Regions from separate parts of the Homo sapiens genome. Here region 1 is linked to region 2. A link is an interaction called in ENCODE POLR2A ChIA-PET data of the cell type or tissue named here. Cell type or tissue: A673. All regions are shown on one strand. Links, peaks and the distances in the headings refer to the core of each region. The heading gives the core; the rest is flanking DNA.

What was found. Peaks named below come from ENCODE experiments on the same cell type or tissue, not always from the same donor. Only the 100,000 strongest peaks of a DNase experiment are listed, where the experiment ranks them.
Region 1: POLR2A ChIA-PET joins it to region 2 with 8 read pairs; 3 of 35 experiments call an interaction of 5 or more read pairs at or near these places.

What each region holds. Positions count from the first base shown.
Region 1 is chr7:96,078,895-96,081,818 of GRCh38, forward strand. It overlaps DYNC1I1 (dynein cytoplasmic 1 intermediate chain 1), which reads left to right. Exons shown (of 17, transcript NM_001135556.2): 16 at 1,469-1,594. Among named protein-coding and RNA genes, the nearest start is that of MIR591, 140 kb to the right of the region's middle. In A673, for the core only: no CTCF peak of the experiment used is centred there; a DNase peak (open chromatin) is centred at 1,327; H3K4me3 peaks cover 333 bases; H3K27ac peaks cover 890 bases.
Region 2 is chr7:96,189,798-96,192,721 of GRCh38, forward strand. It overlaps SLC25A13 (solute carrier family 25 member 13), which reads right to left. Exons shown (of 18, transcript NM_014251.3): 7 at 1,312-1,450. Among named protein-coding and RNA genes, the nearest start is that of MIR591, 28 kb to the right of the region's middle. In A673, for the core only: no CTCF peak of the experiment used is centred there; no DNase peak of the experiment used is centred there.

The sequences.
Region 1 (2,924 bases), core at 333-2,832, 110 kb before region 2:
AAATTCACATTGTTTCAGCCTCTGAAAGATTTGGTTAAAAATTCAGACTCTAGCTTGCACAGCAGGTACTTTTATTATAGAAATTGTGTATTTTTAAAAAATAAATGAGCCGGGGACTTTTGGGGTTTTTTTTTGTTTTTTTGTTTTTTTGCTCACAATTGACATACAGTGATTTAAGCGGGTGAAAGAATTTTTATTGATTTCAAGATTAAGTTTAAACATAGATTCTTATATATGATGGAGTTTTTATTGCTATTTTAAAGATAGGTATTGGGTCAATAATTTCGTATAAACAGATGGTTTCAATTCCCTGAATAACAAAATGCCGGTGGTGCTAAGCCACAGTACATGTTGTGTTTCCATTCTAATGCGACATGTTTATTAGACACAGGTCTTAAACAGTGGCATGAGATGATCCTAGTGGCCCCCTTTTCACTGTATTTTTTCTTTATGTTTTAATATTTACCTTTTCCTTTCTTAATGGCATGTTGTCATTTCCTATTCAACATTCTTGTAAAAGGCTCAAGAGATCTGAGCTTTATGTCAATTATAAACTTCTAACCTTGAAGACAAGCTTTTACACAACTGATAATGGGAGAGAGGTAGACACACTAAAAAGTCTTTCCAAATACTGAGGCTCTTGGAACAAATACTACAGGTTCCATTGCAGCACCTCCAGTTCACTTTAATTATTATTATTGTTATAATTATCAATGCTTTTAGATTTGAAGTGTTTATTAAAGGAGATATAAGGCATTTTCTATGAGTGGGTGGCTGTATTCTATCACGATGTCACCCTGGAGACAGTGCCAAAGTTGTGGATCGCTTATTACACTTCGGTACTGCCAGAGGGAGGAAGACAGATTTAACAAAAGAGAGAGAAAGAGAGAGAGAGAGAATTTGAGTTTTTTGAAAAATTTTTTTTATCTTTATGTTTTCCTTTTTTCTTCTGATCATCTCCTCCCTGATGAGGTTTGAGAGATCAATACATATGTTTACTTTTTCCTTGAAGACTCACATTAATATGACTTTTTTATTCCACCATACACCTGCTTTCTGCCTTTTTAGTATCCTTAATCTTGGTAAATCCTGAGATCTGTCTCTCTCCATCTGTCCATAAACTATGACCCTATGGGGAAGGATCCCATTTAGCTCCTGTATTTTTTGTTGGATGTACACTTGTCATAATCCAAAGAAATATTCATGCCACTTACTGCCCGGTGACTATGTAAAAAGACTCTCCCTCCTTTTCTTTTTTGTTAAAGTGTCTCTTCTCTCTACCCCTTAATTCAGTGGAGCATATGATTTAAGAACAATGAGCCCTTTTTCCCCCCGGCACAAGGGATGTGTATTACTTAATGCACATGAAGGCAGTTGGTGACTCATCCAGTTAAACGTATTATTGTAAATTTGTATATTTAAATTCATATTCAGAGATTCTTTTATTCTGTTGTGAACCCTTTGGCAGGTTCCAACAGCAAGTGTGGCCATTGAGGGGGCATCCGCCCTAAACCGTGTTCGTTGGGCCCAAGCTGGCAAAGAAGTTGCTGTTGGGGACTCGGAAGGCCGTATTTGGGTCTATGACGTTGGAGAGGTACGTGTGTATTTGTGTTGTTGTTACTGTTTTGACTTGTGTATCTACTTTAGAAACCTAGTGAAATTATTAGCAAGAACTTGTAGGCCACAAGGACCCTCTCTAACGTGCTTGTAAATTTCCATTGACTTCAATGCTAGTTTGGCGAGACTTCCTTAGGGCCTAATTTGATCTTCTGTCTCCATGCACAGAACACTTAAGTTAACAATCTAAGCTCCTTTTAGAGTCCTGTAGAATGTCCCATCATCCTGTGATGGAGTGTGGCACTTCCCACTAATTTCATGAGAATGAAAAGTTTAGAGGCTGGGTGCGGTGCCTCACGCCTGTAATCCCAACATTTTGGGAGGCCGTGGCAGGTGGATCACGAGGTCAGGAGTTCGAGACCAGGCTGGCCAACGTAGTGAAATCCCATCTCTACTAAAAATACAAAAATTAGTCGGGCATGGTGGCAGGCACCTGTAATCCCAGCTACTCAGGAGGCTGAGGCAGGAGAACCACTTGAATCTGGGAGGCAGAGGTTGCAGTGAGCCGAGATTGCACCACTGCACTCCAACCTGGGTGGCAGAGAGACTCCATCTCAAAAAAAAAAGAAAAAGAAAAGAAAAGAAAAGTTTGCCAAATATATCATGCTAAAATTGAAAAGTTGAGTTTTGGTTGGTATGTTCAATTAACATATATACTATTTTTCTTTCATTAAAGTGTAGCCAATTGAGAATGTGATTAATTAGAATTTTGTGCCACTTGGTGGTATTCAAATTTATCATATGAGATATATACCTTTCTAGTATGTCTTATTACATGATACACAAAGTATTCCTGAATGTCATGGCATGTAAAAAAGGAAAAAAAAAAACAACTACACCTTTTATTTCAGACAAATCTCCTTGAATTTGCATACGATCTTAATTTAATGTTACATTATCTATCAATTGTACTTAAGATTGTGTGTTTATTTTTACTGTATGAGAAAGTGTTGACCAAAACCTTCATTTCTGGTGAGGTAAGGAACTTTTTCCTTAAAGAAAAAGAAAATATTGAACTTTCAAGCAAAACAAAATAAGAGCGTTATGTAATGCTATTTTGGCATAATATGAATCTAACATTGCATTCCAGGGGGAAAATATACCACATTTGTATGCATAGCATCCTAGACCTAGAAAGTACTCTGTGAGTGCCTGGTGGATGGGTTTAGCTGATCACACTGAGAAGGGTTCTTTATGGTTTCATCAATCAGCATTCTATAAATTTGGCAATCCTAAATGGTTTGTTCTACAATGGAACTTTTGATGACATATTATATACTGCTATATGGTATAGTTGATTATGTTGG
Region 2 (2,924 bases), core at 262-2,761:
TTCAAGTCAATCCAAATAAGGTAAGAATTTTTGCAGTTCTTGCATCCATTTGGAAAGCGTGTGCAGAATATGTTCTTGAATATACAGTTTAAAAGCTTGGGGTCATCTGATGTTATTCAAATTGCCAATCAGAGAAAATAAGGAATCATATATGAAACTTCATATGCATAGGTCCCAGGAGGGGAAGTTATATTAATCTAATTAACTGGTTAAATTAGGATTATTAATTATATTAATTTAGGTGGTTATATTAATGAAGGTGTGGAATTCCTAAGGGAATTCTGATTTTTTTTTTTTTTTTTTTTGAGACAGAGTCTTGCTCTGTTGCCCAGGCTGGAGTGCAGTGGTGCAATCTCGGTTCACTACAACCTCCGACTCTTGGGTTCAAGCGATTCCCCTGCCTCAGCCTCCCAAGGAGCTGGAACTACAGGTGTGTGCCACCATGCCCTGCTAATTTTTTTATATATACATTTTTAGTAGAGACGGGGTTTCACCGTGTTAGCCAGGATCGTCTCAATCTCCTGACCTCATGATCTGCCCGCCTCGGCCTCCCAAAGTGCTGGGATTACAGGCATGAGCCACCGCACCGGCTCTGATTTTTTTTCTTAATCCCATTACAATGCTGATAATATCCTGTCCCAAGCCTACAGACCAACTTACACTGTCACCAATGCAACTTTATGGAATTCCTCATATACACCTGAAGGCTTCCTTAGAGGTTGCCAATTTAGCTCAAGCTGTAGCAAGATTTGAAAATATTTAAGAAACTTTACATGTTTTCCTTATTCAAAGGGTGTCTTCAGTTTATTTATTTATTTATTTATTTATTTTTGAGATGGCATTTTGCTCTTGTTGCCCAGGCTGGAGTGCAGTGGCGTGATCTCGGCTCACTGCAACCTTCGCCTCCCAGGTTCAAGCGATTCTTCTGCCTCAGCCTCCCAAGTAGCTGGGATTACAGGTGCCCACCACCACACCCGACTAATGTTTGTATTTTTAGTAGAGACAGGGTTTCACCCTCTTGGCCAGGCTGGTCTCGAACTCCTGATCTCAGGTGATCCACCCACCTCGGCCTCCCAAACTGCTGGGATTTCAGGTGTGAGTCACCAAGCTGGGCCCAGTTTGTTTAAAACTTGGTGAAGATTGTTTTGTTTGCTTTTGTTTGTCTGATCAAAGGATGAAAAACACACGTTATCATATAGTTAATATGTGTCAATGGGATAGAAAAATAATAAAGTACTAGTTGCCTTCTTCACCCTAATAATAATACACCACAATACTTGCAGGCTAGAATTCAGATATATTCTCACTCACCCTTAGTCACTTCAACATCTTTCCTGGTGCCAGCCAGAGTGCTATAGATCTTTCTAATGAGTTCCATGTTGTTAAGGAGCGAATTAAATCCATTAAAATAGGAGAAACTAACTTGATGGGATGTGGTACCTCCAGCAGCCTCAAATAAATTGAAAACAAGAGAGAAGAAAAATATACAAAAGATTTATAGATGATTCAGAAGTACATACATCTAAAACTAGTTTGAAAGTAATCAAAAATGCATGTACAAGAAGAAATGACTATAAGTATTTTTCTTTTGCATTAAAAAAAAGCTATAAATGATTTTTAGAAGCAACTGCAACTAATCATGACCAGAACTTGTACTCTCCATACACAACTCCTAGAAAACTAAATAAATACATGTGTAGGATTATAACAGGACTAGTAGTAATTTAGAGTTCAAATTTCAATTGGAAATGTTTTATAAGTTGGTTTATTTCATCTAATGAGCAAATCTTAAAGGCTTAAACATGCAAAAACTATAAGTACATATGCACACATGTGTGTGCTTATGCATGAAAAACTGTATTGTATCAATGCAAACATACTATGAAAAGTAGTCAATGTAACATTAATATCAAGACTTGTCAAGTTACTTATAACCAGTAATAAATAATCATTTAGGTACAGACTTTACATTGGTGGGATTTCTAGCAAACAAGCATATTATGGTAAAATTATGAGATGCCATATACTTTCATGGGGGGTTAAGACTAGTAAAAATTCTGATAATCAGAATTTTTAAGAAACCATATTTCTTCACAGGGGACAAGGGAAACAGACAGAATGTCCATTATGAATGAGACTTCAGTTTGGAGTTTCAAATTCTATCCTTCCCTAGCAAGGCAAAATATTTTTATTAGGAAAGCACTTCTTTACAAGGTAACAACCACATAAATCTTCACTTAGTAATCATTTAAAATAGCTGACATGAAAGTTTAGTATGGAGTAGAGAAGGGGGCGCCCAAGAAAAGGAGTTAGATTAACACAGTGCCAGAATGGAAGAGGCCTCGTTGGAATACCATGTCTCTAGAACTAAGGACTTGGGGGAAGAAAGGAAACTGAAAGGCTACTCTGAGTTCCTGCCTATGGTAAGCACTGTGGGAAACCCAGATGATGGTGAAAACAGTATTCTCCCTGGGATTAACAAAAGGAGAGTTACCACGGGCTATTGGTCCTAAAACTGAGTTATTACCAAAATCACCCAGAAGCTTTACAAAATTAGATTCTAAGACCTCATCGCCTATAGATGGTGTATGATAGGCCTAGAAGAGATCTCAGAATCTGTAGTTTTAATAGTTTTTAGTGGTGATTCTGGTGCTCCACGAGCAGGTCTTAAGAACCACCACCACAGAATGTTGCAGGACATCCCCAGGGCCCATGAGGGAAGGACAGCAGCTGACACCTGGAGGAGGGAGGCTCCATGAAACACAACTGCAGGGCTCTGCTGTCACATGTAACTCTGTGGCCTCGACACATACACGGTGAAAGGGAATCTAAGGTTTGGAGTTTCTGTTGTGCTAACTACTCTAACAAATGATATACATGTGCACTATTTTTTTTTTTTTTTTGCCTTAGAGCATCTAAGAAGA